2 separate regions of the Homo sapiens genome follow, and region 1 is linked to region 2. A link is a contact called in ENCODE Hi-C or POLR2A ChIA-PET data. All regions are on one chromosome and are shown on one strand. Each heading gives the region's core, a stretch centred on a gene start or an enhancer-like site at or near the end of the contact. The rest is flanking DNA. Distances are from core to core; before and after follow the strand shown.

Region 1 (5,527 bases), core at 1,786-4,285, 110 kb before region 2:
CTTCACGGGTGGAGAAACTAAGGAACAGTTCTACAGTAAGCACCTCTTGTTTATGTGCCAGAAACAGGCTATGAGTGGTGACTTATGCCTGTAATTCCAACATTTTGAGAGGCTGTGGCGGGAAGATCACTTGAGCCCAGGAGTTCAAGGTTGCAGTGAACTGCAATCATGCCACTGCACTCCAACCTGGGCAACACAGCAAGGCCCTGATTCAAAAAAAGGAAGCAGCAGCGGCAGCTGGAAAGGGCCGGAATGAGCCAAGGTAGGGGGGCAGGCAGCCAGTGAGCCCATTTGTTTCCTGTAGCTCGCACCGATTACCCACAAAAATGGGACTATGGAGTGAGACACAGTGTCCTCACCCACCAAGGGAGATCCCAGGATTCCCAAGAGGTGATGCAGGACCCTGGGTTGCCAAAACTGAGAACATGACTCAGTCCAGACTCCATGAATACCTGCTTAGGGATCTGTGAAATTTTAAAATTGAGATATAATTCACATACCATAAAATTCACCCTTTAAAGTACAGATGCTCCTTGATGTAATCATGGGGTTACATTCTGACAAACCCATCATAAATTATACATATCATAAGTCAAGGCCAGGTGGTGGCTCACACCTGTAATCCCAGCAGTTTGGGAGGCCAAGGCAGGTGGATCACCTGAGGTCAGGAGTTCTACACCAGCCTGGCCAACATGGTGAAACCCCATCTCTACTAAATACACAAAAATTAGCCAGGCGTGGTGGCAGGTACCTGTAATCCCAGCTACTCAGGAAGCTGAGGCAGGAGAATTGTCTGAACCCAGGAGGCAGAGACTGCAGTGAGCCAAGATTGCGCCACTGCACTCCAGCCTGGGTGACAGAGCAAGACTCTGTCTCAAAAAAAAAAAAAAAAAAAAAAAAAAGTCAAAAATGCATTTAATTCTGGTAACACAGCAGATAGCCCCTGACTTAACGATGGTTCCACTTACACTTTTTCAACTTTACAATGGTAGAGTGATACAAATCGCAGGATGTAAAGAGGTCCTTGACTTACCACGGAGTTATACGCAGATAAACCCATTGTAAAGTTGAAAAAGCATAAGTGGAACCACCATAAGTCAGGGACCGTCTGTATATGACTTAATGATTTTTAGTATATTCACAAAGTTGTGCAACCATCACCGCTGTCTAATTCCAGAACATCAAACTCAAAAAGTTAAACAAAGACTTACCATATGACCAAGCAATCCCACTGCTAAGTATATACCCAAGAGAATAAAAAACAAGTATCCAAACAAATACTTGCACATGAACATTCATAGCAGCCAAACAGCTATTCACAATAGCCAAAAGGTAGAAACAACCCAAATGCCCATCAAATAATAAACGAATAAACAAAGTGCGGCCTATCCATACAATGGAAAGTTACTCAGCCATAAAAGGGAATGGAGTACTGATATTTGCTACAACACAGATGAGCCCTGAACACTATGCTAAGTGAAAAAAGCCAGACACAGAAGGTCACATATTACATGATTCCCCTTACATGAACTATCCAAAATAGGTAAATCCAGAGACAGAATGCAGATCCATGGTTGCCAAGGCTGGGGGAGGGGAAACTGGGAGGGATTACTTAATGGATGGATGGAGTTTTCCTTTTGGGGTGATGAAAATGTTTTGGAACTGAAAATGTTTGTGGTGATGGTTGCAAAACATTGCAAATGTACTGTCACTGAACTGTACACTTTAAAAGGGTTATTTTAATGTCATTTCAAAAAGTAATGAGAGCATCCCCTGGTCATCTGAATAACCATCTCATAAGCAAGCAGTGCCCTACAATTTGAGCCTCAAGTTTGCTCCTGTGTTTACAATCCAGTTCCTTCTCCATGAAGGCCAAATGATATCATCACACACAGCACAAAGAAAGGTTGTGATTCAAATAGGAAAAAAAAAGCAGGTGGGGAGGGAGAACAGAGCCACCCCATAGCCCATGGCAGCCTGGAGGTGCCCAGTTCAAAGGCCCAGCCTCTTAGCAGTCAGGACCATGTGCATGTTGACAGCATCTGTGTGAAGTGAGTAAAGCCCATCTCTGTGCCAAATTCCTGATTCCTACAAGAAGTGGGTTTAGGCTGGGCACAGTGGCTCACGCCTGTAATCCCAGCACTTTGGGAGGCCGAGGCAAGTGGATCACGAAGTCAGGAGATCGAGACCATCCTGGCTAACATGGTGAAACCCCGTCTCTACTAAAAATACAAAAAATTAGCCAGGCGTGGTGGCAGGTGACTGTAGTCCCAGCTACTCAGGAGGCTGAGGCAGAAGAATGGTGTGAACCCAGGAGGCGGAGCTTGCAGTGAGCCCAGATCGCACCATGCCTGGGCGACAGAGCGAGACTCTGTCTCCAAAAAAAAAAGAAGTGGGTTTAAGAGCCACTACAAGCAGATTTCAATAATGCCACTATTCCATGCTTATCTTCAATCAAACAAGCCAGCTTTCCGAGTATCGGGCAATACCCCATTAAAACAGACATTCAGGGATTGCTCACACGTAGTCTAGGCTTAAATGTGAGGTCTGATTACCCCAACCCGTCCCATCAGCCCAACATTATTAGTACTTCCCTATACAACAGGCCCAAGAAACAGAGGCAGGGAACACAGGAGAGGCCCAAGGGCACAGCTCTCTACCATCAACCCAAGGCTGGCAATGTAGGTGCAGTTAACATCCTTCCAATTAAAGTAATTGTTCATTGGAAATGAGTTGGCTTTCTGGTTTTACTACTATTTCCTGTTTTTTTAATAGTTTTGTAAAAACTTTAAGTCTAAGGTGCTTATGCCTGGTCTTATACACATTTCAGTTATATTACAGTAAGAATAATGTCAATCAGCAAGTGAGGGGTTTGTTGTTGTTTTTCAAAAGGGAGTCCTGAGCTCAGGAGTTGAAGACCTGGGCAACACAAGACCTTGTCTCTATTAAAAAAACTTTTAAATTAGCCGGATGTGGTGGCACATGCCTGTGGTCCTAGCTACTCAGGAGACTGAGGAGGGAGGATCACCTGAGCCCAGGAGGTTGAGGCTTCAGTGAGCCGTGATTGCACCACTGCACCCCAGCCTGAGCAACAGAGTGAGACCTTTAAAAAAGAGAGAGAGAGAGAGGGCCAGGCGTGGTGGCTCATGCCTGTAATCCCAGCATTATGGGAGGCCGAGGCAGATGGATCACCTGAGGTCAGGAGTTCAAGACCAGCCTGGCCAACACGGTGAAACCTCATCTCTACTAAAAATACAAAAATTAGCTGGGCATGGTGGCAGGTGCCTGTGATCCCAGCTACTCGGGAAGCTTAGGCAGGAGAATCGCTTGAACCCGGGAGGCGGAGGTTGCCATCAGCCGAGATCACGCCACTATACTCCAGACTGGGCAACAGAGCGAGACTCCATCTCAAGAAAAAAAAGAGAGAGAGAGGGAGTCTACAAAAAACCCATATGTTGTATGATTTCATTTATATGAAATGTCTAGAATTAGCAAATCTATAGAGATACAGAGCATGCTAGCGGGCTGGGGGTGGGGAGTGACTACCAATGGGTACTGGGGTATCTTTTGAGGTTGATGAAAATGTTGTAAAATTAGACTGTGGTGAGACAACAGCTCTTTGAATGTACTAAAAGCTACTAAATGAGTGAATTGTACAGCATGTGAATTAGATCTCAATAGGGCTGTGAATTGGAAGTCCACGTATTACCCACATTTGAGCAGCACTGAGCTGCAGAAAGGGAGACATCCACAAACCCACCTATGCAGAGCTCCCTGCCAGGTCCTCCCCTCCCCCTACAGGATTCCTGAGCCCAGGATGAGACCCCAAGTCACAAGACAACCCCTTCCTGGGTAAGCAAGTGGCTGCCCTGGAACCACCACACAGGATTCCTATCTCCCAGAACCCATGTCTTACAATTAAGGCACTACTTTGTACTGTTAAGTTAGGGAAAACTTAAAAACAATGAAAACAACCAACTTTAGGATGCAGGGGATGGGGTTCATCTACACATCGATGGCAGTGTCAAGGAAAGCAGCATGACATAAGACTCAGAGCACCTGGGACCCCACTGGCTGCAGTCTCATTGGTTGGGGTTGGGGTGGGGCCAGGAGGGTGAAAATCTGAGCCCAGGCAGCCCCTTCCTCAGAGGCCACAGGCATCCCATCCTCCACCCACGTAGGCTGGGCAAGATAGCTATTGGGAGGCCCCTACAGGCTGCCTAAAGAGACTTTGGCAAGGGGCAACTCCCCAAGGGTCCCTCTTCTGTCAACCCAACGAACTGCCCTCTCCTGGGCCTATTCCTTCCAGTGACACTTCAGAGAGACGGGAAGAAGCCCCCACCAGCGGCAGCCAAGTCGGGGTCATTGGTGAAGCGGCAGAAGGACACATCCGCCCAGAACCCCCAGCAGTAGGAGGATACATCCACCCAGACCCCCAGCAGCAGGAGGATACATCCACCCAGACCCCCAGCAGCAGAATACATCCACCCAGACCCCAGGGACGGGTCACGACAGAGGCTGTTTTGGACAGACTGATCCCCTTTGATCCAATGCTACTCTTCTCCAGAACCTGCTCTAAATTAACCACCTCCAGGAAGACTTCTTCCCATCTCTCCCAAAGCCTCGCCAAGCCCCAGCTCAGGGCATGTGCTCAGAACTCCCATGGCAGTGGTGGGGTCCCTCTGCATGATACATGGCCGGATGAAAGCAGGCCCCACAGCCATGGACCGAGTTTGAGCTCATTTACACCCCAAAAATAAAAAACCACACAAATTCATGTAGAGGTACAGAAAAAAGACCAAAGGATACTCAGCACACTGCTGACAGTGTTACCTACGGGGACCAGAGAGAGGGGAAGGAGGGGAAAGGGGACTTTGACATTTTACTTTCTATGAAGCTACTACTTGAATATTTTGTGAAGATTATTTTAGGCCAGGCATGGTGGCTTACGCCTGTAATCCCAGCACTTTAGGAGGCTGAGGCAGGCAGATCACTTCAGTCCAGGAGTTCAAGACCAGCCTGGGCAACAGGGCAAAACCCCGTCTCTACTAAAAATACAAAAATTAGCCGGGCATGGTGGTGCACACCTGTAGTCCCAACTACTCAGAAGGCTGAGGTGGGAGGATCATTTGAGGCCAGAAGTTAAGGCTGCAGTGAGTCGACCCTGAGCCACTTCACTGCAGCCTGGGCAACAGGAAAGAGGCCCTTCTTAAAAAAAAAAAGAGAGAGAAATTTTAAACTATTTTTAACATATCCCACACATTGGAATACTACTCACCAATAAAAAAGGAATGGAACTGATTAAATCATCCAATAACAGAGATGAATCTCAAAAAACATCATGTTGAGTAAAGAAGCCAGTCACTAAAAGCTACCTGTTATATGAGTCCACGTATGTGAAAAATCCAGAAAAAACAAAATCATAGTGACAGAAAGTAGATGAGTGGGCCTGGGCCCAAGGTGGGAGTGGTGACCGGCTACAAGGGAGCATAGGGCCCTTCTAGGTGATGGAAAGTGTTGTCAGACT
Region 2 (5,803 bases), core at 2,509-5,008:
TCTGAGAGCTGTGAGGGAAGGACCTGTACCAAGCCTTTCTCTTTAGCTTGTAGATGGCCATCTTCTCCCAGTGTCTCTTCACATGATCTTCCCTCTATGCATGTCTGCCTGTCTACCAATAACCACTTCTTATAAGGACACCAATCATATTGGATTAGGACCCACCCTAATGACTTCAATTTTAACTTGATTCCTTCTGTAAAGACGCTACCTCCAAGTGAGGCCACATTCTGAGGTACTAGGGGTTAGGACTACAACATATCTTTTTTTTTTTCTGGTGGATGTGGGGTGGGCGCACAAATTAACTAATTAGCAGGCCTAGAAGTTCTTTGATGAGAAGTAGACTCTATCAGGGTCTTCAGTCACAGGAGTTGAGATGCTGACTCTGTCAATGGGATACTGTCCCTTTTACAAGTGCCCTGAGAATTTATCCTGCCCAGTGGGGGTCAGACCCTTCAGGGAATAACCACAGAACAATTTTGTCTTAGCACAAGACTCTTCCTATCTGCAAGTAATTTGCAAGGATTTCAAACATCTCCGGAGGCTGTAGCCAAGCCCTGGCAAACATCCGAGTCTGTTCAGGGTGTACAGCTTCTGACTCAGGTGGCCAGGCTTGGACCACCTTGCTAAGGGGTCCAGGCCTCTAAAGATGCTCTGGATCTCCTCGGAGGAGACTATTTGTTTGGGGCCAGTTGAGCTTCTTCACCGAGAAGCCTCAGGGCCTTCCCTTGCACAGCCCTACCTCGCTGATTCCCTCACTGGCTGTTCTGAAACTGAAAATGGCCACGAACGGTGTGAGGCTTGTAGACCCTAACAGTGAGGGATAATATTTTGCCAATTGACTGCATTGAATGGAGTCAGTAAACATAGTGACTGAAAATCTTACCACTGTTGATAAGTATTTTCTGAGTACCCAATAGGTATTGTGAGAATACTTTTTTTTTTTTTGAGACCTGGTCTTCCTCCTGGGCTCTAGGGCTCAAGCTATCCTCCCACCTCGGCCTCCTGAGTAGCTGGGACTACAGGCCCAAGCCACCATGCCCGGCTACTTTTTGTATTTTTTGTAGAGATGGGGTTTCACCGTGTTGCCAGGCTGCTCTCGAACTCGTGAGCTCAAGTGATCCTCCCGCCTCAGCCTCCCAAAGTGCTGGGATTACAGGCGTGAGCCACAGAGCCCAGCCCAAGAATACTTATGGAGTCCTGTGACAGATTACAAAATTAGCCCCAACTCTCTGCTCATCCCTGTACTCATATTCTTTGCAATGTGACTTCGCTGCTTCTCCCATCAGGAGATGGAGTCTATTTCTTCACCCTCGAACCTGGGTTGGCCTTGCCATTTGGTTTAGTCGATACAACTGTGGAAGTGGACTAGTGCCGATTTTGAGCCTAGACTTTGAGAGACCTTGCACCATTCCACTCGTGCTCTCGGAGCCCTGCAGCTCCATGTGAACAAATTAGGCTAGCCTGTTAGTAGATGAGAGACATGCGACCTACTTGCCTCAGTTGGCAGCTAGCCACTTCCCAGAAGCAGAGCCTTCTGACTGCCTGGCGATGAACCCGGATGCATGAGGGAGTCCAGCTGAGACCAGAAGAACTGCCCAGCTAAGCCCAGCCTCAAATACTGACCCATAAAATCATGAACTAAATAAGTAGTTATTGTTTTAAGCCACAACTAAGTTTTGGGGTGTTTTATTATGCAGGAAACACTGATGGATACAAGCACTGAACATGCGTCAAGCTCTGGTATTTGCAATCAGGCAGACTCTCGGGAGTAAAGACTTGTGCAGAGATGATAGAATAATGGGTATAATGCACTAAGTGCTCTGGAGAAGCAAAAACAGTAGGAATAGAAGAGGTGGATTTGAGCTAGGGAGGGATCTTGTCTCTGTGGAGTTAGAGGGTCCAGGATGAACTGCCTGGGACAGGGGACTGTCTGAGGGAAAGTATGAATGTTGGAAACCCCAGGCTGGGGCCATCAGCCAGCAGTATATACTGAGCCCTTACCATGGGTACAGAAACACTGTACTGGCTGTCTCAAGTCTGCGTATGGACTAGCAGAGGAGAGAAGACATCCACGTGTAAAAGTTGGGTAGAAGTGTCATGCTGGTTTTCAGTGAAAACAGAAGTAGCTATGCCTGCTTTGTCCACAGTGGCAAGCAGCATCTCGGCTTGGGCAGAATGGGACTCTACCCATTAGTTATTTATATCTGGTACTTGCTATATATCTGGCAGGGATGTGGTGTTGATGGGTTGAGAGAGATCTCCATAGTTTTCCCTGGGAAGGCACAAGGGGTCAGAAAACATGGCTGCTTAAGTATCCACTTGACTGGTAACCCCTTGAGGGCAGGGTCTGTGTCTGATTCATGTCAGTATACCCCAAGACACAAGGCTTTGCATATACTAAGCAATCAGTTTCAAAAGACTTACTTTGGAGATATTTATCATCCTCTTCTCTTTATTCCTACTAACCTATTGTAGTTTTTTCCTAGGGCTGCTATAACAAATGGACATAAACTGGGTGGCAACAGAAATTTATTCACTTACAGCTCTGGAAGCTATTAAGTCCAAAATCAAGGTGTCTGGAGGGTTAGTTCCTTTTTGGAGGCTCTGAAGGAGGAATTATTCCCTGCCCGTTCCTAGCTTCTGGTCCCTGCTGGCAGTGCTTGGCACTCCTGGCCTTGGAAATGCATCAGCTGATCCCTGCCGCCATCACCACAGGTGGTTCTCCCTGTGCGTCTCTTCTGTGTCTCTTCTCTTACAACGACACCAGTCTCAGTGGATTAGGGGCCCGCCCTACTCCAGCATGACCTTAACTCATTACATCTGCAACGGCCCTACTTCCAAATAAGATCACATTCTGATGAACTTTAACATATTGTTGGGGGTGGAGAGGGCATAAGTAACCCTTAACATCCATCGAGGCCCAAGGGAATGTGTGTTCTTTGACTGCCTAGACCCCCTAGAGGCGGAATTAAATATTCTTTTTTTTTTCTTTGAGACAGAGTCTCACTCTGTCCACTCAGGTTGGAGTGCCCATCTCGGCTCACTGCAACCTCCGCCTCCCGGGTTCAAGCGATTCTCCTGCCTCAGCATCCCGAGTAGCTGCGGCTACAGGCGCCTGCCACCACGCCCGGCTAATTTTTGTATTTTTAGTAGAGACGGGGGTTTTGCCATGTTGGCCAGGCTGGTCTCGAACTCCCGACCTCAGGTGATCCGTCTACCTCGGCCTCCCAAAGTGCTGGGATTACAGGCGTGAGTCGCCGCGCCCCGCCCTCAAGTCATATTTTATAGATGAGAACATTAGGATTGGAGACGCAGGGCCGAGACACAGGGCCTTGCATATACTAAAAACCTCAATGGGCACCCGAAGTCATCATAGGAAAATTTCCCTATGCTCCATGTTCACGTGTTTCAAAGTATCCCTGATCTGGCTAATTCAACTCCATTCCCTCGAGAAAACCCAATCTGGAGCCCCGGTCCTAGAGATCCTGGGATGTACTGCGCGTCCCACTCTGTATCTCCGCCCCCTCAGGCGTTCTCCCTCTAGAAGCAGCACACAAAGCGGTTACTCCCTGCGGCCGGGAGCGCGCGGGCTGCCCTTCCGCGCGCCACCCCCGCGCGCGCCGCTCCCCCACTGATTGGCTGAGCGCATCCCGAGCCCAGCCTGCTCCCGCCGCGGCGCCGGTCCTGGCGCCGGGATTGGCGGAGTGGCCGCGCGCGCAGATCCCGCAGCCCCGCGCGCCCCGCCCCGCCGGCTCGGAACTCGCCTGGGGCGCCGCCGGCGGCGGAGGGAGCGTGACTGCGCTGCGCAGGGCGCTAGGAGGCATTGTCGCCGTAAGTGGAGCCAAAAGCGGCCCGGAGCGGGACCACACGCTTCTTGCCCCGCAAAGTAAATGTAGTCCGAGGTCAAGCGTTGCAGGGGCTGGGGGAGAGAGGGCGAGAAGTGTTCCGATTTTTGCAGCGTCCCCTCCCCTCCCCCAGGTCACCCGGTGGAAAAGAGCAGCGGTGCACCAGCGGAGGCTCTGGCGGTGCCAAGGGGCTCGGCATGCGCGGGCTCTTGCTTGCTCACTGCACCTGGACCCCGATGGTTCAGGGGAGTGGGTGCAGAGGTGCCAGGGAATAGGGAGCTCGGAGAACCGCTCCCAGGCGGGCCTCCATTCCTCGCGGGAGGCGCCCTTGCTTGGAGAGGCTGCTGTGCATTTCGTCCCCGAAGCGACACTTTCGGGGTTTGCTTCCGCTCTGGGGAGCTGCAGACGCCTGCTCCAGAGCGTGCCTCTCGGCCTCCGGGCAGCGTGGGAGCCCCGGGGCCTCTGCGATCACTACCATTCTTCCCTCTGCCAGCTTTATTCTCCCAGTCCCCGCCTGCCGGGCCAGCGGACGAGGTGCCATTGGCTGCAGGCACCGGGGGTGAGGCGGATCCTGGCACGCGGGGCTGGGGGACCCTTGCCTGGCTACCGCGCGTAGTGCTGGAGGCTCAGTCCGAGGATGCCTAGATGTTAGCGAGGGAGCACGCGCTGAGCTTCCCGAACCCCATGCCACAAAAACAAGGCGCCAGCAGGTCCCGCTCACGTCCCAGCGGGCTTCTTTCCCTGGGGTGGGGAAGTGGGTCAACTTCGTTCTGATCTGAAGGGGGGTTTGGGACTATTTGGGTCGCTCCTCACCTCCCCACCCGCTCCCCGGCTTGGCATGGTCCAGAGCCCGGGCTGGAGCCAGCGGTAGGGCCAGCTTGCACACATGGCTCCGGAGGCTCCGGTTGCCCATCCGAGCCCCTGCCAGGCTCTAACGTTCCCAACTGACAACACCAGTAACTAAATATAGGAGCAGATGGTGGGGACGGGCTGTCGCAGCGGCTCCTTTGCAGAGGTCTCCGGACTGCAGATAAGGTAGAGTTATTGATGGTAAGGGCTGGAGTCAGGGGGCCAGGTCAGGGTTTAAGCAAAAATCACCCCTCCCCCAGCCAGCCTGAGTCCAGGTGAAACCAGGTTATAGGGACAGGAGGGCTGTATTGCCAGCTCCCCCAAAGCAGGACAACGTTTTTGTCTGGCATTGAATTTATTACATCCAAACTTCCTCTCTACACCTGTTTGATTACCTACTGGTAATGCCTTGGTGTGGGAAACATGTAATGGTTCGCAAAGTCCTTTCCCAAAAGTTACATATCAGTTACTTCCCACAATAATCCGGTGAGGAAGGTGGTATTTCCATTTTACAAATGGGACTGCTCACAACACTGTTAACTTTGCAAAACTATGGATTAGGCTGCCTTCCTCAAAAAACTTCTCTTAGTTCGCTACACAGAAGCAGAGGACAGCCTTGTAAGAGGGCTGCAGTTCCCTTCCTCAGTAATCTGGGAGCCCATTGGCTCCCTGTCTCTCTCTCTCCTGAATCTCTTTGTGCACCTGCTGCTCACCCCTGTCCCTTCCCCCTGGCCATGCCATGTGCCTTCATGCCCCCCTAGGCCTGGCCCTGTAGCCTTACTACTATCAGGCTCATCCTGCCTCCCAGTGGGAAGCTTGTTCTAGCCCATACCCAGTCTCTGCCCCTTTACTCCCACAGTGGGGGCCTTATGGAAGGTGTCCAGGAGACGTTTGCTGGATTTAAACATTTCACCGGACCAGGATGCTCACTCTGAGGAATGGGGTTGAGGGTGTGTGGAGAGGGCCATGCTTTGAGGATGTAGGCAGTGTGAGTATGAGCTTCGACCCTGTGCTGAAGTGTCTCTGGGATTTGGAGTGCTTTCCCTGACATTTTCTAAGGCCTACCCTCTATTGCCTGGGACTGGCTGGGGCCAGTAGTGCCAGCT

What was found. A loop is a pair of places that touch in the nucleus more often than their neighbours do. ChIA-PET counts read pairs that join two places held with the same protein, here RNA polymerase II (POLR2A). Pooled maps may share reads with other maps.
Region 1: a pooled map shows a loop between it and region 2 (2.5-fold over the local background). The contact joins the enhancer-like site here to the promoter of LRRC20 in region 2. A Hi-C loop is called at or near these places in 3 of 50 pooled maps. POLR2A ChIA-PET finds 5 or more read pairs at or near these places in 3 of 52 experiments (PC-3, T-cell and activated CD4-positive, alpha-beta T cell).

The regions. Positions count from the first base shown.
Region 1 is chr10:70,487,824-70,493,350 of GRCh38, reverse strand. All of the region lies in intron 1 of PALD1 (phosphatase domain containing paladin 1), which reads right to left. Among named protein-coding and RNA genes, the nearest start is that of PALD1, 12 kb to the right of the region's middle. RefSeq lists a silencer at 3,029-3,128. Within about 2 kb of position 3,035, at least 2 of the 41 ENCODE cell types and tissues checked have a DNase peak (open chromatin) inside an H3K27ac peak, as active enhancers do.
Region 2 is chr10:70,380,580-70,386,382 of GRCh38, reverse strand. LRRC20 (leucine rich repeat containing 20) reads left to right here and starts at 3,758. Exons shown (of 5, transcript NM_001278212.2): 1 at 3,758-3,834. RefSeq lists enhancers at 3,254-3,353, 3,884-4,083, 3,928-4,547 and a silencer at 3,484-3,853.